Linked DNA regions of Mus musculus: all the other regions are linked to region 3. The links are chromatin loops, found by intact Hi-C in ENCODE. Cell type or tissue: heart. All regions are shown on one strand. Region 1 overlaps Otog (otogelin). Region 2 has its middle 3.0 kb from the start of Kcnc1. Region 3 overlaps Sergef (secretion regulating guanine nucleotide exchange factor). Region 4 overlaps Sergef (secretion regulating guanine nucleotide exchange factor).

Region 1 (5,000 bases), 330 kb before region 3:
GTAGCTGCCTATGCCCATCAGTGTTGTCAGCACGGGGTGGTCATTGACTGGCGGACACCCCGCATCTGCCGTGAGTGTTCCAGACGGTTGCAGGGGTCCCACAATAGGGATGCATACAATCCCTATGGTGTATATTCCTGTGTTGCAATCCATGAGCCAGAGAGAGAGAGAGAGCCAGAGAGAGAGACAGAGACAGAGACAGAGACAGAGAGACAGAGAGACCAGAGAGCTGCACACCATGCCCAAGGTCACTCAGGATAGTAGGGTTGCTGGTTATCCATGAAGAGGCTGGTGCAGGCCTGTGTTAACCTCATTGCTAGGAGAGTCAGTGAGAAACCCTGGACTCCAAACTGGCTTTGCACGTTGTGTGACCTCAAGCAAGCTGCCTGACTTCTCTGAGGCTCAGTTTTTATCATCTGGAAACTAGGAATCAACTGGTCCTTATTCACTTACTGCAAGCTCAAACAGGATAAAGGACCAAAGAAGTTCTCCATCAGTCGAGCTGTGGAGAGAGGCCCTGCTTACTCAAAACAGGGGTCTGTGGATGCCTCCATGAGATGAAAATATGTATGCACATGCACACACACACACATACTATATATATGTATGTGTATATATTTGTATATGTACATATGCATATACTATACGGAGTATAGATGTATATCATAAAACATACAGAATAAGTAAAGGGAGAAATAGAATATGAAGAAGATTAAATTAATTGGTCAGTTCCCTTAGATTCCAGTATCCCATAGAGGGATTTCCTGATCTCACTTTGGAGTCAGTGGCCAGGGCCCAAGTTCAAAAAGAGAAGACGATCTGGTCCAGATGCCAGTTCTGCCAGGCTGAGGCCTGGGTTCATTCCCTTCTGCATAGCACAGGAGGAAAGCTAAGTCCCCATCTCGCAGATGCTGAGAACATTCAATGATGCAAAGCTCACAGTTCTGGCTTGGTGCTGTGCAACACTGTTAGTAGACACAGGGGTGTTGGCTCCAGGCAGGAGGACCTCATGAAGAAGGTGGAGGAATATCTTCCCTTGGCCTCATTTTTTCTACCTGCTGCCCCTGAGACCCTTCAGCATAGATGCTGGATCCTGGTGGGGTCTCCTCTCTCCTTGCCTCTGATAACCACCCTTCAGGGTGGAGAGGGATACACATGTTTCTGGAGGATCTACCATGAGAATCGACATGTGTGCTGTCTCGTAATAATCAGGACGACGAGGCTGAAGCACCTGCCAGGGCTGTGCACTTACAGGGATGCCAGTAAACCCAGGGATCCAACTCAATAGCATTTTAATGCAGTATCCTTAAAAATTAAAAACTGCCGCAAAAACAGTGCTAGTGAATGAATATCAAAGATGCTCCCAGCACTCGGGAGGCAGACACAGGAGGATCTCTGTGAGTTCTAGGCTAGTCTGGTCTACAGAGTGAGTTGCAGCACAGCCAGGGCTACACAAAGAAAAACAAAACAAAAGGTCTGTATTATCAGTTTCCCCTGTGTCTACGCTCCATGACAACCCAGTGGGAATCCCATTACTCATGATTTTAATGTTTTGATATGTGTTTATTATGAACCTTTTGTGTTCATTTTGATTGTTTAGAATGTCCCATTAAAGCGGAATTAGATATTAATCTAAACAAAACAGAAATAATTTCTCCAAAGATAAATAAGGAATTTAGTAAATATTAAAATATCATAATGGGGATACGTGTTCCATACTGGGCTATGAGCTTATGAGAAAGGAGGAGGGGAAAAGTGAGAAATATTATACAAGATATCTTTAGATCAGTACTCCTGGGCCAGTGAGATGGCTCAGCAGGCAAAGGCTCTTGCTGCCAACAGTGACAACCGAAGTTTGTCCCAGGACCCACATGATGGAAGGAGTTGTTCTCTGACCTCCACAGCCACATGCAGGTCATGGTACATGCATCCCCCTGCCACACACACAATACATGAGTAGGAAAAGCCCTTTGCTGACACAGTAAAATAAGTGGTGTTCAGATCAAGAGCAAGTAGTTTAAATCCAAGGTTGGACAGATAGGGGACAGACGTCTTTGCAAAAGTGATCTTGCATCGGTGTGTAGCCATTAGACTGGTTGGCCCCAGAGATCCATTTGCTTCTGTGTCCCCAACACTGGCTAGAACTCGCTCCTTGTGTGGGTACCCAACAGAGTCATACCCCCAGCCCTATCTTAGAGGTTTATGGTTCAACTCTCAGGGTCTACACGGAGGACAAACATGTTTTTGCCCGTAGCCTCATGAAAGCCAGCCCCTTACTCTTTTTGTTTAAGCTTTTTGAGACAGGGTCTCTCTATTTCGCCCTGGCTGTCCTGGAGCTTATTACATAAACCAGGATGGCCCCCAACCCACAGGGATCCTCCTGTCTCTGCCTCCCAAGTGCTGGGATTAAAAGCATGTATACTATGCCTGGCTCTATCTCCTGGTCCTTAATGACCTTGCAAGAAGGAAAGAGGGCACAGGCAAATGTGTTGATTGTGAGTTTAGGGTATGAAGAGGAGTTGGTGACTTTTTTCACACCACACCCCTGTGTGTGAGGCAAATCCGTCCTCAGTGTTTACCTCAGGTGCACCCAGCTGGTCCCTCGTAACTTTGCGTGTTCTTGGTTGGCATAGTCTGACAAGGTCAGCTCAGCTCCCCCATTGTGGGCTGAAGAATCAGTAAGAGAGGCTACAGAATAGATGCAGACTTCCACTAGAGGGCGCAATGGGTCCATACTTTACCTCCTAAGAGATCTTTGGTGGGGCCAAAGCAGGTTTTGGAGACGCCTGGGGTCCTGAAGGCCCTTTGTCCCCTTCCATCCAAGGCTGAGCAACTTCAGTTTCATGTTTGCATTGATTCTTTGGTGGCTCTTCTGCAACATATCCAACCAGAGCTTCTACACTCGAGTTCTGTTATTGTCTTTGAGACAGGGTCTCTAGTCCAGGCTTACTTCAAACTCCCTATATAGCCAAGGATGACCCTGAACTTGATATTTCTGCCTCCACCTCTTAAGTTCTTGGATGACAGATGTGCACCACCACACCATAAAAACACAATGCTGGAGATTGAGCCCAGCACCTTGTATAAGCTAGGCAAGCACTCTACCTATCTGTTCTATGAGTGAGGGCTACACCTTACTCATAGCCCTTCATTCTAATCTTGACATTTATGGCCACACATAACACACTCTTTTGTCCAACATTCATTCATTCATTCATTCATTCATTCATTCATCTCACTGGTAACTGCTAATCCAAGCAGGCTTTGAGCCTTGAACTTGGGTATGGGGAGAGGCCATTGTATTTCCTCCCCTTAAGGCATATGGATGTCTGGGCAGTGGTGGTGCACGCCTTTAATCCCAGCCCTGGGGAGGCAGAGGCAGGTAGAACTCTGAGTTCCAGACCAGCCTGGTCTACAGAGTGAGTTCCAGTACAGTCGGGACTACACAGAGAAACCCTGTCTCAACAAAACAAAACAAAACAAAACAAAACAAAACAAAACAAAACAAAACAAACAACTCCTCCCCTGAAACAAAAGAGACAAGTTTTCCAAGGCCATCCCTCAGTCTTAGAGTTTTGGAAATGGGCCAGACCCAGTTTTTGATTAAGGGCAGAGGTTGGGTGTGAGTGCCCTACTCATGGGAAATCTCCCTTCTTTCTTCTTTAGCATATGACTGTGACTTCTTCAACAAAGGTAAGCCAATTTCCTCCCAGGTAGAGCCTCAGGGGCTCTGCCCTTGGGCCACATCAGTGCTGAATTCAACACAAGCTGCTGGCCCTGGAGAAGGTGTGATATGTCAATGGAAGGGGGTGTGTTTTGTAAAGTCTTGATGGTGAGGGCTCAGAGGTGTCCAGGACCTGTATCCACAGTTACTCTAGTGTCCCTGTGAGGTCCAGGGCAGGAACCTTTTCAGGGGTTCCATCATTCAGGGCAAATCTGGCAGGCAGCAGACACCCATCTCTATCAGTGGGCTCAGCCCGCAGCCTTCCTAATTGGGCCCAACAAGCTCACGGAATTTACCCAGAGTTCTCAGAAGACCTGAGTTGTCAAAAGCAGGTGTAAACTGCTTTCCCTAAGGACGGTTGCTGAAAACCTAGACAGGTCTTCAAGTGCTCAAGGGTTCAGGAATATATATACACTAATATCTAGATTAGTAATGAATATAAAAATACAAGTCATTGCTAGGGTCCAAGGGAGATTTAATGTCCAGTATTAGAGCCATTCAATCAATTCGATCAGAGGTTGAATAGACTGTGGCAGGATGGCTGCCAGAATTTCTTAGCATCAAGCTTCGTCCACTTGGGTCATGGTGGTGTCCTGGAGGCACTCAGTGCCTCTAGCCCTTCCAAGCCCCTAGATCTCCTTCCAGCAACAGCCTGCAGGAGCTGGTCTGTGACAGTGTGGGCACAGGCGTCATGCACATTTTGGTGCAAGTTTGGGCTTAAGAAGCATCTTTCCAGGCAAGACTATTGAAGAGGGGACAAAAAAGGAATAAGAAGAACATGATTGCTGCTAGGTATTGTGGAACAGAAAGTTTATTGTAGACAGGAAATATCAGACTCCATAGTGAACCTGACCCTGAGCCAGGCCATGCAAGAAGAATAGGGAAGGGGAGCCAAGAGGTCAGGAGGCAGAGGCCAAAGGGTAAAAGGATAAAAAACAAACAAACAAACAAACAAACAAACAAACAAGAAAACAGTAACCAAAATGGCTGGATTATACAGGGCAGAGCAGCTTTGGGGTATGCCTGCCAGGAGAACCCTGTAACAGGTAGAAACTGAGGGATGCTGGGAGAGCCTGGCAGCCAGCATCATACATTAATAGCCATGTGTCCCTGGTGGAAAGGACACAGAGAGAAGACTAGGGATCCATAGATGGCGGCTGGACCAGCCCAGTCCTGTCAATGGTAGCTCCAAGGGGCTGCTGATGGCCCTGGATCTTCAGTGCCCAAAGGGATGACTCTGAAAGGAGAGCTTCGTTCCCAGGGACAGAAGCATCCC
Region 2 (5,000 bases), 210 kb before region 3:
TTGTCTGAATGTAACAGCTTCTGAGTAAATAGGACTGACTGGCATATTGCTAGACAAATAGTGAGTGTAAGGCTTTTAGAACTGTCAAGATGGCTCAGCAGGTAGAGGCTCTCACTGCCAAGCCTGAGGCCAGAGTTTAACCCTTAGGAGCTACATGGTAGATCATACAAGCTGTCCTCTGACCTCCATGTACATGCCATGATCTCTCTCTCTCCCTCTCTCATTTGTGTGTGTGCATGTGTGCTTACATGTGTGTATGTGCACAAATGCATGTATATGCATGTGTCTATGTGCATGTGTGTCTGTGTATGTCTGTGTCTGTGTGCATGTGTGTCTGTGTGTGTCTGTGTGTGTCTGTGTGTGCCTGTGTCTGTATGTGTCCATGTGCATACACATATGAGAGAGAGAGGGAGGGTTTTTAAGAAACAAAGCTTTGCCCTGGATTTACAAATGTTGGTGGCACCTATCAGCTTTCAAAAGATTTAAATCATCCTGATTTTTTCCTATGTAAATAAATATTCCCTTTAATCTCCAATTTTCTATTGTTTTGCCATTTTTAAAAGTGTAACTTTCAAAAAGTTTTGGCTTCAGGTCCACCCAATGACGCCTGGACCTGCCCCTCCACAACTGCTGTCCAGTCCACCTTCAAGCTGATAGACACCCAGCACTCACTAGTGTGCCACAAAGCACCCCACAGAGGACCTCAGCTGCACTGCAGAGGCCCCTGTCCTGTGCTGCTCACATCCTCCTCTGCACAGTGCTCTCCTGACCATCTTCATGTGGCATCCAGGGAGCAGAGGGAGTTCCATGTGAAGTCTATAATGATGGATGCTGTTGTCATGGGTGCAGTCGTGACAAAAACCAAGGCCATGGACCCAACTGCAGTTTCTCTCTCCTGCATGTTTACAACCCAAGAGAGCTCACGTAGAGAGACTTCATAAAGATCAGCTAGCCACTTCCCCTCTACCGTACCCAACAGACAGGATGAGGTCCTGGGTTGCCAGCAGTAGCATCAGAGTGCACACTCCCTTATATGGACCCCAGATTTCCTGTGCATGTGTCTATGCCCGGCCCTTTCTCTATTTCCTTGATTTCCTTGCTGACCCCACTCAGGGTTCAAGCAGTAAGTTGACCTCATCATCCCCGCTCAAAATCTCATCCTTAGAGGCAGCAAGAAGGGGAAGGGGATCCTTTCCCTCCCAAAGGCTAAGCTCAAGGAGGCCTGATCGCCTGTCCCCCAACCATGCTGGTGTTCTCTGGCTGTGGACCAGCAGGAATCTAGGAGAGAGAGAAGGAACTGGAGCTGGTCTAAAAGATGGGATGGGGTTAATCCTGAGAGAAGGGGGAAGCAGGGATAAACATAGAATACTAACTCATTAAAAACACAGAAGGCAGCAGTGGTCTCACATAGATGTGGAAGCACAGCCTGGAGAAGGGAGGTGACTGCTGTATGCAGCCAGTGAGCTGCAAAACAATGTTTGCAACCAAACCTGCCTAGGAATTTTTACGCCTCTAGGGACAGCTTGTGAAGACTGTCGACCATAGTGTCCAACCTGTGGCCCATGGGTAACAGGATAGATGTGAATGAGACACAACACAAACATCCTAAATTCACTTAAAATGTTCTAGGATTTGTGTGTGTGTGTGTGTGTGTGTGTGTGTGTGTGTGTGTGTGTGTACTGCATGGCTCTGGAGTAGGGATGTCACACAAAATAAAATCATGTATACTCCAGTAACCCGCAGCCTGTGATTAGACACAATATTACATGTGTAGCCCAATATAGATAATGCTTCATCTTATGTGATTGAGAGAAACCAAGACAGATTGATGGACATTCATGTTACATGTTTTTGATGGCCATGGCTAGGAACGTAGCTTCTAATGGCATCTAGTGAATAGAAAGAACCTGTTATCCTGCCTATTATAAGAGCACAGCATCACAGGTTCTCTGGTGCAGTGTCTTCAGTATAGAAGTTGAAAGGCCCTGGTCTTATCTCTCTCACACACACACATACACTCACGCATGCACGCGCGCGCGCGCGGACACACACACACACACACACACACACACACACACACACGCAGGGTTCTTCACCTTAGCTCTTTTCTGCTTTTCTCTGGAGCCTCTGTCTCACTGTAAGAAGCAGCAGCTGCAGGCAGCTCAGCCCAACACCATAGTCACCATCCAAGCTATAAACCAGTAGTCAAGGTCATCAATTACCCACAGTGTCACTTCTAGCCCCTGGGTTTGCTCCCTGTTGCCCACTAGAGGGAGTTCTGACTCGGGAAGAGGACACCTGCCAGCTCCAGGACCCATCATCCCAGCAGGTAGCCAGAAGCTGTTCAGCTGGCCAGTGTAGGTTAGATTCCAGGCCCCGCCACAAGATGGCAGTCCAACCCACCAGGAACACAGAAGCTTCTGACCCTGGGAGAGCAACAGAAACCCTGTGCCAACCTGGACAAAAGCCTGAGGGGCTGGACTTGGGCCAGTTCCTGATCCCAGCAGGTGTGCAAGTGCCAGGTGTGACAACATAGGCACAGCTTGCCTTCAGGTACCCCTCACATTTTTCTACTTCCCATCCAGCCCAGTTCTTCCTTTGAGCGGAGCTATTCCCACACGGGGTGGGGGGTCAGGGGTAGTGTCTTTCCACATCCCAGCACTTCTACTTCTTCAGCTTGAACCAGAAACATCCCAGAGAGCATAGGAGTTAAGGATGCAGAGACAAGAGCTAATCCCATCTAGTGATAAGTCTCTGAAGCACGGGGGAGTTGAGTAGCTTTCTTGAGGTCACAGTTAGTCAGAGATGGGACACTAGAGACTAGAACCCAGGCAGTCTATTCTAGTTCTTGCTCAGAACCCTGAGACATGACGGATCATCCTCAACCAGCCACAGCTACCACAGATAATTTTGTGGGGGGGGGGGGGACGGGGACTGTAAGCCTTCCCTTGTGAAGGGGCAGGCAGCTATACTGTGGATGGCTGAAAGGCAGGAAGGGGTGAGGTTTTAGCATTTCTGCGGAAGAGGCTGGGCTTGATCAGCAATCCCCACCCCCGCCCCCTTGCAACCTCGATTCTCTGTTCCTTGTTTTATTTTTTTCCCCCTGTGCTTTCATCTTGGTTTTTCTGGGCTTTCTGTGAATGTCAGCCTTCTCTTGGTGTGAAGGGGAGGTGAGAGAAGGGACGGTTTATGCCCTGCTTGGGGTACAGAAGAGGGAGCGCTCCTTGAAGCCTAGGACCAGGGGGTGTCATCAGAGATCAAAGTGGGACTCTGAAAGTGGGGCACTTCGGGGAGGGTTCCCCCATCTGAGCCCAGCCTGCTTAGCTCTCGGACTGTGCTGTGACCCCTTTCCCATGCTCTCTCCCTCCAGCCCTGGCACAGCCATGTTTTTCTGGCACATCCTCCAGAGTTAGAGTCTTCGGTACCCAACTTTCTCCACCGGAAGATTTTTCTCTGTCCCTCCAAGACCTGATCTTTTCTCCGTCTGCTTTCTCCCATGCCCAGGTCCCACCATAGTGCCCACTGCTCCTCACCATGGAGTAGAGTCTGACTGGAGCTTAGTGCCTACCTCTCAGAGGTTCTTGGTAAGTCCTCACTCAAGACTCAGTCTCAGTTAAAGAGTCTAGACATCTGGAGCCTCTAAAGCCAGGACTCTAGGGTCCCAGCCGGTTTCCTTTTGCGAATCACTTCGACTTCAGTGAGGGGCTTCCCTGTCTAGGGCTCTGTGGAAAGAAGCTCTGGAGGCACACGCAGTCCTTTGATAAAGAGAGCTGAACTAGAGAGACATTTGGAGAGCCAAGCTCTGCTCCTATGTGGCTTTGCAGACAGGGAAGAGGGGGCAGCCTGAGCCCCTGTGGCTGGCTCCTCAGGTTTCCTGAGGAAGAGTCTAGGGAAGCCCCTTTGTCGGTCTGCCTCTTGACCGTTCACAGCTGAGATTGTACATGTCCTTGTCTCTGCATGCCTCTTTTTAAAAAAAATCTCACTTCCGGGGTCTCTATTAATCTTAGGATTGGGCTGAGCATCCTGAAAGCCACTGTCCTAGGGATCTGAATCAGGGCCAGGCTGGAGGTGCATCACTCTGGACCAGGAGATGGGACAGACTCTGGCCAGAGAGAGAAGGGCACTGAAAGCCATCTATCCTGCCTCACTCTGAGACCAAAGGGAATGGCTGTCTGGAGGAACGCTGTGATTAGTTTCTGGAGGGAAGAGGTCTCCTCAGACTTTTCTCCTCTTTGTCTGTCCATCTCTGCCCCTTTCTGATAACTCTGCCTCTCTGCCTCCCGCCTCTCACCCCCTCTCTACCTCCCCGCACTTTCCCCCTGTGACATGAAGATCTGTTTTAATTAGTGCTGTGATTCCCACGATCAGGTGGGGAGATAGGTCACAGGTTTGTCCCTAGGCTCGCAACAGTGCCTGGGGGTCAGTATAGACAGACAGCTATCTGCACTGTTAGCCAACAGGTAAGAGTCTCTCGCTTCTTAATTAAATCCCCTGTGCCGGGGCAGCCTGTTCGATTGTAGTGGACAGGAATCAATAAGCATCTTTCATAGCCCAGTGGCCTCTGGAGCTGGGCCTGACCTTCCAGTCCCTCTCAATCCCACCTGCTCACTTCTTTAAAAAGCTGGGAGTCCCTGGAGGTTGAGAGCTGGGTCTGACTTGTCCCGTGTGATTTTTGTACTTGGTAGAGAATCTGGAGCAAGTACGGAATGAGAGCTAATGACTGTTGATTAAATAAACCTAGGGGTGAGTGGCAAGCGTGGGCCAGAAGGACTTTGAAGTTAGAAATACGATCTCTGTCCCCAGCATTAACTTCCAGTATGTAGGGACCACAGCCCTGGACATGCATGGCTCACCACCCAGAGTGCCTGAAGGGGAGCGAGGCCGCCAGTATTCAAGGGGCTGAGCAGTCTTTGTGCATGTTTTCATAAGGTAGTTCAGTTTTCTGGGTAAACTGAGGTCTGTCTGTCATGGTTGTGACTAAGCCACCCTAGAATCAGGAA
Region 3 (5,000 bases):
AGGACTGCTGAAAGTTGTCTTTTGACTTCTGCATGTGTCACGTGTGTGCTATGGCACACACACGCTCACACATATATACCCTCGCCCCCTACAGACATCCACATCCACATAGTAATAAAATGTACAAGATGAAAGGAAACGTGATGGCTTGCTAAATGACCAGAAGACAGACCAGGGAGCCAGAAGACTCAAGCCTTATGTCATGGATACTAAGAGTGACCCAACCCTTAGAGGAAAGGGCTCCCTTAGAGTCCAGTGCACCTCACTCTGAGCCAATGGCTAAAGCCTGGGCAGAAGAGCCTGTAAGAGCCAGAGAGGCAGGGCCCTTCCTTGTACAACTCCTAGTTATCATACACTCAGTCCCTCATGGAAACCCCTGGCATTGCTTTGGCAGCACATGTGGACCCACTCCACCACACCTGCACATGTCCCATGACTTCCCACCTTGCCTGGCCTACACCAAGCAGTGGACACCACAGTGTACTCTCACTGTAGAGACTGCCTCTCAGTCCTCCTCCTGCAGGGAACACCCTGCCCAACCTCAGCCAAGGCAGAGGGGTGTGTGTGTGTGTGTGTGTGTGTGTGTGTGAAGGGATGCAGACAGAAACTATGAATAAGTGAACAGCCCAACCCTGTGGGGCAGAGAAGTTATGATCATGGCTCTCATTTTACAGGCAGAAAAATGCAGGCCCAGAGAGGCTAAAGGACTTACCCTGGGTGCCAGCAACTACAAACTGGAACTCGGAGCTCACCCTTCAGAGCTGCCTAAGGTAAAATCATTTTCAGATTGAAAAGGAGCAGATTCCTCCAAGATTCCTCAAAATGGGCCACTGTCCTCTTGGCACGCACTGAGATCACTTCAGGGAACTGGCTGTCACTGATCAGAGAGCTCCAGAGAGACACTGCAAGGTCTCTGAGAAAGGGCAAAGCATGGTGTCATGTGTCAAGAACCTAAAAATGACGACAAAATTACAGCCTGACCGCTTTGAGAGCACTTCTGGAACAAATCAATCCTCCCCAGGAAAGAGGAGACTTCCTCGAATGGCTCCCCAGCCTCTGCCAGTGACCTCTGAGCCCTTCCCAGGCCATCGAGGAGTCTGAGCGGGGCCGACGGCCTTGCCACAACAATCCTCTTTCCACTATCTTCGGCTCCGTTCCTCCCAGCACTAAGATCTAGGAAACCGTGAGAGGTTGAGCGTCAGCATCCTCCTAAAATAGGCTGGAACCCTGGCCTGACGTGATGGTGCGAGGAAGAGGGGCCTGTGGAGGTGACAAGGTCAGAGGGTGGGGGTCTTCATGAACACTAGCGGTGTGCTCGCCCCTCTGCCACGTCAGAGGCCATGGCTGCCTATGAGCCAGGAGAGTAGACTCAGAGAGGAACTGCCAGCACTTTGGTAACACTTCCTAGACTCTGGACTGTGGGAAATAAGGTTCTGTTATTTCTAAGCTACCCGGTCCATCTAAAGTAAGACAGCCACTTGCTACACACCCAGTGAGGTCACAGGGAGGGGAAATAATGTGGTGAGAGGTGAGACCAGACCGGGGTGGGGGGGGGGCTCACAGGTCCACGTTGTTTCTTAAGTATCTATGCTATTTTGAAAAGGCCGCTCAACCCTGCTAAGCCCTGGACTGCATGTGGAGTGCAGGGGCAAGGGATCCTAGCTCAGGACACTACGAGGAATCTGTATGTGACAAACCAGAACTGGGCAGAGTGCTGATATATGACGGGTGCCTGGCAAACACCGGTCCCCTACTCCAACCTTGGATGTTACTCTCTTCAGCCTGTCTCCAGCAAGGCTTTGGAAGCCTTGACCTCAAGGAGAACTAATGAGGGGAGGTCCTGGTCAAAACAGAGCCCTTTGCCCATGCTGTGTGTAGGTGGGTGGGAATCAAGACAGCCAAAGAAATGTGCATCTCTGCTGTTCCCCACTGTTTCTAGCTCAGACCCCAATCTCCGGCTCTCCCATAGGACAGCCAGCTAAAGAGCCAACCTCAGCTCATCTCATGAGCAAAGCCCAGCGAGGATTTGAGATCCCTTCAGCTCTGACCTTGCTAATTCTTACTCTAAATGCTGTACACACACACACACACACACACACACACACACCTTGTCCCCAAGGCTGTCTGCCTGCCCATTGCTGCCATCTGGTGGTGGGCAGACCCTGCTGCCCTTGGCTTTAGGCAAGCACTGGGCATGCCCCATGGGTGAATGTACCTACTCTAAAGGTGGCTCTTCCTTCACCGCCGGACACACCCTGCACTGTTCCAGGCCACAGATCAATGGGTATCCATTGCCAAACACAACAACAACAAAAAGAAAACAATGCCAGGTTTTCGCCTCTAGCGAAGATGACGCAGCTGCAGTAGGAGACTGAGCTCACTGGGAGGAAGTGGCCTGCCCAAGGTTGCCTAGCTGCCAGGCTCCCAGGACAGTACACAATTTTACTTTACCACAATGTTTAAGGTAAGTGGGCACTTGCAGATCAAAACTAAAGTTAGCCCAGGGCTGAGGAAAGGAAGCCTCCAGAAGGTGGGAACACAATGTTGCAAACACTTCTTGCAAAGCCAGGAAAATAGTTACGAACTCAAACAGCTTGGGCACCAGCTGGAAGGCTTGCTGGAAAGCTTTGCCATCCTCGGACCTTGGAGGGCAGGTAGCAAGAACATCTGCAGGAGACAGCCCCAGGAGCCAGCACAAGCTAGGTTTTAATCTACGCAGTCATCAGATGGGTGAAGACAGGGGCAGCCATGCATGCATGCGTACTTCCTGCGCTCCACCACACACTACAGGCAGGAGCCTGACTTCCTGCGCTCAACCACATGCCTGCTCTTTATAGGGCCCACATATCATACCCTTGGCTCTGTCTGCAGCCATCTTCTGTGCTACGTAATGCAGGGCCAAAAAAAAAAAAAAGCAACGTGTGGCTTTACGCAGACCACTCTGCCATCCTTCCCTCTGTCATCTCACATCTGCTATGTATTTATTGATGTTTTGTAGGGTGTGTTCCAAAGTCCTTTTTCCTTTAAAATGCTAGACTCTGAATCCTGCACGCAAGCCAAGGCTCCTCAAGGGAATGTAATCAAACAATGCTGCCCTCTAGTGGCCAGATGAAGTCAATTTCCCCCTCCCAGCTTGGCTAGCTAGCCATGCTCCCACTCAATCCCACCCTGCACTGGCCTTTAGCCAAAAGTACCTAACTCCAAGGAAGACAGAGTCGACCGGCTCAGCCCCTCAGCTGTCCCCACAAGAGTGAAGGAACCCTCTGTCCTTGGGAACAGATGCACTCTGGAGCATCAAGACCTTTCATGACTTTCAAGTCCCCTCTGCAGATGAGGAAACAAAGGCTCACGGATGCCCAAAGGAGCCCAAGCTGATCAAGCTGACTCATGACTGAGCCAAAAATAGAGCCCACTTTTCCCGCCTCCTGCTACAGCCTCTTGCCTCTTCTCCATGTGACCTCTCAACTGAGGTCCAGGGAGGAGACTCGTCAAGGGCATCCACGCTGCGCTCACTCACTAAAAGGGGATCATGTCCTGGCCTGAAAGAGTAAGCCATTTTCACTTTCCTTTTGAAATAGCCTTACGAAGGCTACCATCAGACCGGAAGATCTGTCCATCCACGTGTGCATTCCCCCTGCCCCTCAGCACACATAATAAATAAAGTAAAATTTAAAAAGAATAATATCTACAACCTCTGACTGGCCACACGAATGAAGGGGGAGCCAGAGAGTTTTTAAGAGTCTTGCCTTGCTAGCATAGAAAATAAAATGCACTTTAATCAGACCTATCAGAGGTAATATTCTGGTATATTTCTTCCTAATCTTTTTATAACATTAGCTGAGAATTAGAAAGTACCGTGCGAGGCTATCCCTGTAGCATTAAGTCTCCTGAGCGCGCCTCTGAATGGCAGTGTGACGCTCCAGCATGTGACTGTGCCTGAGTTCTTTCAACCCACCCCCCTTTGTTTCATTGGTTTCTGTCATTAGAAATCAGGCAGCTGTGCATGGCATGACAATCACTGTCTGAACACATATATCGATCCTGATTACTTCTTAAGCCAGTTTTATTGTCACAGAATGAAACTGGGGTGGCCATAAGAATAACCACAGGGCCAGCGAGATAGCTCGACGTAAGGGGCACCGGCCTCCAACCAAGTCTGACACCTGAGGTCAATTCCCAGGTCCCACGTGGTAACAGGAGAAACCTGGGCCTTTCCTAGTGCTGTGACATGCTGACTCCCTCAACGGGCAATAAAGCATAGTCATTTTGTTTCCAAAAGACCATGATGTCTGAGACCTCCTACTCAGCACAAGGTAAAAAGAGGAGCCGGGGGCCTGGGAGTCTTACCAGAGGAAAGGAGAAGACAAGAGAACCAACTTGCACACACTCCACCTATTGAAGTGTGACCTTCCCAAAGCCCAACCACAAGCGCTTGCCCTTCCCTCTCGACTCACGCCACAGCGCCTCTCAGAAACCCCAAAGCCCCTGGTGTCCTGGCCACTCCTCTGGCCTCCCACCACACTCTTTATTCATCTCCTAAATATTTAATTTGTTCATCCAACCACAAGCTTTCTGAAGGTAGCTCTGGACTTCAGAGTCCCCTGCATTCCACAGCACAGTGCAGGGTCCACACGCTCCGCATCCCATAGACAAATGCTAAGGGGACCAAGATAACTACATGTCCTTCCCAGACACTTGGGACAATAAAGTACCCATTGTCCAAAGCTAGAGAAAGGTGCTTCTCTGAAGAATAAATGTAGCTCAGTAATGAAGTCAGGGCATTCTGTGACACATGTGGACAAAAGGAGTGAGTCCAAGCTAAGCTTTGTCCACTTCCATGGACCAGGGCGATACAACCAATCAACTGGGAACTCCCCTGTGAAATGAGGATAAGAACACTCCACTTGCCAACTTCCTGCAGGAAAATGCCTGTTACCACACTTTATAGTGACATACAATGACAGCAGTCCATGGCATTGCTGGTGTAATATCAGAAAGCA
Region 4 (5,000 bases), 71 kb before region 3:
GCAGAAAAACACTCCCAGAAGCAAACCAAGGAGGGTGGACCACAGCCTGACTGCGGCCAAATAGTTGATGACTGAGAACCACTTTTAAACTAGGTGTCTGTGACCAAAGAGGCTGTGTGCAGGCATGCCTAGTTCAGCAAAGACTCTCCAAAGGCCTCTGTGTGCGCTGCACTGTCGCCGGAGGCCTGCAGGTTGCTGCCCGCTATGTGACCTCATTCTTTTCTACCCTTTCCAACCAGGTCACATGACCTAGTGACAGTCCTGATGTAACCTCACAACTCGAGGATGCAGAAATGCTTGAGACTGTGCGGCCTACATGAAACGCGTCTCAGAGGCTAAGGAGCCTCTCTCCTTCCCTCTCCTCTAACAAGTACTCGTCCACGAAGGCCCCCTGACTGCCTGTGTATTGAGCCTTTACAAGGCCACAGAAACGGTTTGGGGGGCATCTAAAACCACCCTTTCTCATCAAACCTGCACCACAGCTCAACACAGCTTAGAAGACAATAGTGGGGCCTGCCGCTGTCTAGTCCCAAGGTCACGGGAGAGCCATCTTCACAGGCAGAAGGTCTCGGGACACTCCTGATGGGCTTTTTTTGTTCGTGTGCTCCACTTTGCTCCATCGAGAGACTACTTGACATCTGAATGGTCAATTACCTTCCACAACATATTGGCCTTGAAAGAGCCTATCAGGATGGTTCATTTGGTACATCTATCAGGAAATGGGCACACGGTCCTTCATTTCAGTGTCTCATTACTTAGTCCAAAGACACCATGCTGAACTAAAACTCTCCAAAGGATCTGTCAGGCAGACTGGCTTTATTCCACCCTCTGATTTCTCCTCCAAAGGGAAAGATGTGCTGTGCAGAGTGGAAGTGTTCTAACAAAGGTGGTCATTAAAGTGAATTTCAGTAAATTTAAGTAGAAATTATTGAAAACAATTTCTCAACAATACGAGCCCAGTGTTCTCTCAGAACTGCATACAAGCACAACAGTCCTGGTTCTTTCCACCAGGGGTTTTTCAGTTCTGAGAATCGGCCCTCACACTGAGATGAGGCCCATTGCTCACAAGTATTATTCAAGGAAACCCGATGGCTAAGGGAACCGTGCACACTGGCCTGAGGTACTGGACTGGGGCAGAGGAAGGATAGCATTATAGAAATGGGATTTGAGTGAGCCTGAGACCCTAGGTTAACTGAGCCTAGTGTTCCTTCCCTAACGTGTGGCTTATGGGTGAAGAACATCAGGTAAGCTCCTGACTTCACACACAGGACTAAAAAGCCAAAGGGGACTTGATGTTCTCCCAGCGAGCGGCATTAGAAACAAGGCATGATGTGGTTCTAACAGCACAGGGCAGGCCCACTTTTTCTGTCTATGCCTTAGCTTGCCTATCTCTACACCGAGCAGTGTGGATAGCAGATCCTTATGGTTCCAGGCAGCCTCCCATTCTGAGACAGACTCCAGTTCTATGCTACCACGGAGGCCACCGGCCTCCACAAGGCAGTCCTGAGATCTGCACGGCAAGCTCTGACCAGTTTTCCTCCATCTCTTCTTCTCTTGACCGAGTCCTCGATGCCTTCAAGAAGGTTCCCCTAGTCCCCTCTGGCGTAATCACTCACTTCTCTCTCTGGGAGCTCAGCACAAGAAGGTGACATAATTGGGGGAGAGGAGGGAGAGAGTTAAGGAAGGGGCAGGCGGAAACATGGGAATAGGAGGAACACTACCGGCCCCTCTGCTCATATTCCACTGTGTACCCCTATCAAACCCAGCTAGCCAGCTCATTACAGTACTAGTCCTGGGAATCCAAAAGCCTTGATGGTTTAGAAAGCCAGTGGCTAAGGATTCCAACTGAACCCTTCTCTGGCATTGTTTCTGAGCCAAAAGCCACCCCCATCCCAGGTTGTCAGGTATAACAGCTTTGTCCATCCACAGAGGAAGCAGAAGGCAAATTGGCCACAGGAGCAAGCACCTGCAGAGGGGGAGGGGAGCTGCAGCATTGAGCTGGTGGGGGCAGGGTGCTCGGCGCTGAGGCTCAGGCTGTGGGAGACAGTGCCATGCTGTGGCCACCTGCCGCCTCTGCGCTGCCTTCCGCAGCCTCTGCAGGTACCGAGCGAGCTCAAGTGAGGCCTGCTTCCTGACCCACTTTCCTCCCCATCTCTATTTAGCTGTTCACTGGTGATGCTCCTGGCATGCCAATCAGATACTGCAGCCGGCAGTGCAGCTTGTTACAACAAATCCACGGCTCCTAGTAAACTCAGTGGAAAAGTACTGCACCGAGCAGCCTAATTAAGCTGACGCAGTTTCCACGGCCACACAAGGAAAAGACAGGACCGAGGAAGGGGCTGGGGGTGGGGGGGGGGGCATGAGGTAGGGGCTGGTGAAGCCGACTGTGGTTGTAAGACACTTGAAGGAGGAGACTTTTCAGCCCAAGTTCTCTAGATCCAGAGCCCTGGAAGAGCCTCTGAATGTGCAGAGAAGGACTAGACTTCAGGTCTGCAGGCTGCACTGCCCTCCCTCACGCTGTGACCTTGGGCAAACTATTCCTATGGAGGGACGGGAGGGGGGGGGGGACGGGGGATGGGGGGGGGACGGGGGGGGGAGCACGACAGGGAATATCGAGCTTGACTGTTGTTAAAACAGACTGTGAGTCTTATTCTCCAGACTGTCAAACTGTCAAACTTATGACAAAAGAAAAAGAAAAACAGAAAAAAGAATCATGAACTGTCACTGGGCCCCATGAAAGAACAGAGCCAGAGACTTCCTTTCTGGTTCCCTTTTGGCTGCCCGCTTATTGTGACCTTGGGCAAACCACGTGAACTCTAGACATTTCGAAGCCTTCATCAGATGAAGAGGCTGGATGGACCCTGGTGGGTGGTGGTGGGGGCAACTCCAATGCCAGTGCTCCACTTGAGTCCATAAAAGGCTGAGGGCATCAGCCCTGTCCTCCCAGCACCACCTTGTATGGTTACCCACACCAGACCTTGTTTTCTCTGGGCAGGAAGGAGTAGCCCGTTCTTGCCCTTCTGTTGAAAAATTTAGTCTAGCAATGCAAAGCAGCAGTGTGTCTCTCCTTGCTTTTCTTTAGACAACTTGGCAACTCTGGCTGTGAGGTCACCTTGTCCCCAGTACCCCTGCTGCTGAGACAGGAGTGAGGATGAACTGCAGGGATGCTGAGAGGCACACGTGGAAGGGATACCACAGAACACTGAGCCTCTCTCCTCAGGACTGCGCAGGCCAGGGTGGTTGGGCATGCAGAACCAGCCAAGAAGCAAGTGTCAGGTGAAGGAAGAACATGGAGACAGGGAGGCAGAGACATGGCAGGGTGAGGCAGAACAGCTCTGGGTTTGACAGACCCATCAGAGGCTACATGAAGCCACTTCCTGCATGTCGGAATCCGTTATTTGATATCACTACCACAACCTTTGCTCAACTTGGTCTCGGTCACTGCCACAGTCCCTTCACCCCACCACCACTATTCTAGGCTGACTACTCCTCCGCTACAGCTCTCGCCAGCACACGATGCCCTGTCCCCATTAAAGTATCTCCTTGTACCTTACCTACAACTCCCCAACCACCACTGCCACCCACCCACCCACCCACTGAAGCAATTTCAACTCATCCCTTGGGCTCAACCCTGTCTGTTCCAGAAAGACACGTCTGCTCCCTGAATCTGGATTACACATACTCTCCTCCTGCTCTTGAATGAACATCTTCTATTTCTGCCATCATCATTTTTGCTGTAGTAAATGTTGAGAGTCCCTGATTCCTTGGACCTTCCAATGCTTAACTACCAGGCATCCATTTCAGGAGTGGTTGGTGATGGAGCTAGAGTTGGCTGGGTGTTACGGTCACTTGTGGCTCTTACAGAGAACCTGTATTTGGTTCCCAGCACTGAAACAATGGCTCACAAGCATCCCTAACTCCAGTCCCAGGATGTACATACATACATACATACATATATACATACATTCAGGCAAAATAGTCATACGCATAAAACAAGTAAATGTTTAAAAAATGAAAGGAAGGAAGGAAGGAAGGAAGGAAGGAAGGAAGGAAGAAATGGAGGGAGGGAGGGATGGAAGGAGGGAGGGAAGGAGGGAGGAGGAAGAGAGGAAGGAAGGAAGAAATGGAGGGAGGGATGGAAGGAGGGAGGAGGAAGAGAGGAAGGAAGGAAGAAATGGAGGGAGGGATGGAAGGAGGGAGGAGGAAGAGAGGAAGGAGAGCTGCTGAATGAGAGATGCAAACATCGCAGAGGACACAGCCCACTTGATAAGAGGCAGAGCTTCCTCCAGCAAAGAAGCAAGACAGATGGAAGCAGTAAGAAACACGGACAGACAAGGAGATCAAGCAAGGTCAGACCTGATACCAGGGATATGAGAGCAGAAAGCCATGGGTGCTCAGAGTGACAGGGGAGACACTACAACCAGCTTGGAAAGCCAGAGAACCTCGGAGTCAGAGAGGAGCAAAGTCCTGCTGGGATCTATGGAACTTTCTCAAAAATTAAAACAAGTATAGAAGCAGCAGACAAAATAATAAAAGGTTTAGCCTATAATCACAGATGAAGTCTGGAGCTAAAGCCAGAATGAAGCAAAGAAGAGCAAAGCCAGGCAGGATGAGCCTGGAAACGCTGTGTAGGAAGGGTCACCACCCACCAGAACTTGACCTTGAATGAGTTTTTTGTTCTTTGGAAACCTAAGACTGGTGAATGGGGAACCCAGCACTGCCTCAAGGACTCATCTAAAGGAACACGGGAGTCCTGCTGTGCCTTATGGAAAAGGAAACAATACAATAGGCCTCTACTGCTGTGAGTGCTGACCAGAGCCCTCAGTGTCCACTGCTCACCAGGGAATCTAGAGTCCCAAGTGAGTTGATGAAGAAATGAATTCTGAATGACACAAGGCACCCAGTGTGTTATACAAATCCCAGGGGAGGCACTTCAGAAAAGGGCAATGCTAACCCAAAGGAATGGCATGAGAGATGAACTTGCAAGCTGGTAGGGGCCA

The links. Hi-C counts contacts between places; a loop is a spot of excess contacts. Peaks named below come from ENCODE experiments on the same cell type or tissue, not always from the same donor. Only the 100,000 strongest peaks of a DNase experiment are listed, where the experiment ranks them.
Region 1: it touches region 3 in a loop (14-fold over the local background); 24 of 42 quality-filtered maps call a loop at or near these places.
Region 2: a loop joins it to region 3, with 7 times the contacts of the local background. A loop is called at or near these places in 36 of 42 quality-filtered maps.
Region 4: it touches region 3 in a loop (4-fold over the local background); 4 of 42 quality-filtered maps call a loop at or near these places.

Annotation. Positions count from the first base shown.
Region 1 is chr7:46,277,438-46,282,437 of GRCm38, forward strand. It overlaps Otog (otogelin), which reads left to right. Exons shown (of 56, transcript NM_013624.2): 30 at 1-70; 31 at 3,667-3,693. Among named protein-coding and RNA genes, the nearest start is that of Otog, 39 kb to the left of the region's middle. In heart, a CTCF peak has its summit at 2,709 (motif pointing right); no DNase peak of the experiment used is centred here; H3K27me3 peaks cover 3,236 bases.
Region 2 is chr7:46,390,945-46,395,944 of GRCm38, forward strand. No RefSeq gene overlaps it. Among named protein-coding and RNA genes, the nearest start is that of Kcnc1, 3.0 kb to the right of the region's middle. In heart, a CTCF peak has its summit at 2,380 (motif pointing right); a DNase peak (open chromatin) is centred at 2,467; H3K4me3 peaks cover 15 bases; H3K27me3 peaks cover 3,973 bases.
Region 3 is chr7:46,604,421-46,609,420 of GRCm38, forward strand. The region is part of intron 8 of Sergef (secretion regulating guanine nucleotide exchange factor); the gene reads right to left. Among named protein-coding and RNA genes, the nearest start is that of Sergef, 33 kb to the right of the region's middle. In heart, CTCF peaks have their summits at 2,155 (motif pointing left), 3,108 (motif pointing left) and 3,327; DNase peaks (open chromatin) are centred at 2,141, 3,271 and 3,391; H3K27ac peaks cover 1,597 bases.
Region 4 is chr7:46,533,511-46,538,510 of GRCm38, forward strand. The region is part of intron 9 of Sergef (secretion regulating guanine nucleotide exchange factor); the gene reads right to left. Among named protein-coding and RNA genes, the nearest start is that of Sergef, 100 kb to the right of the region's middle. In heart, CTCF peaks have their summits at 184 and 2,057; no DNase peak of the experiment used is centred here.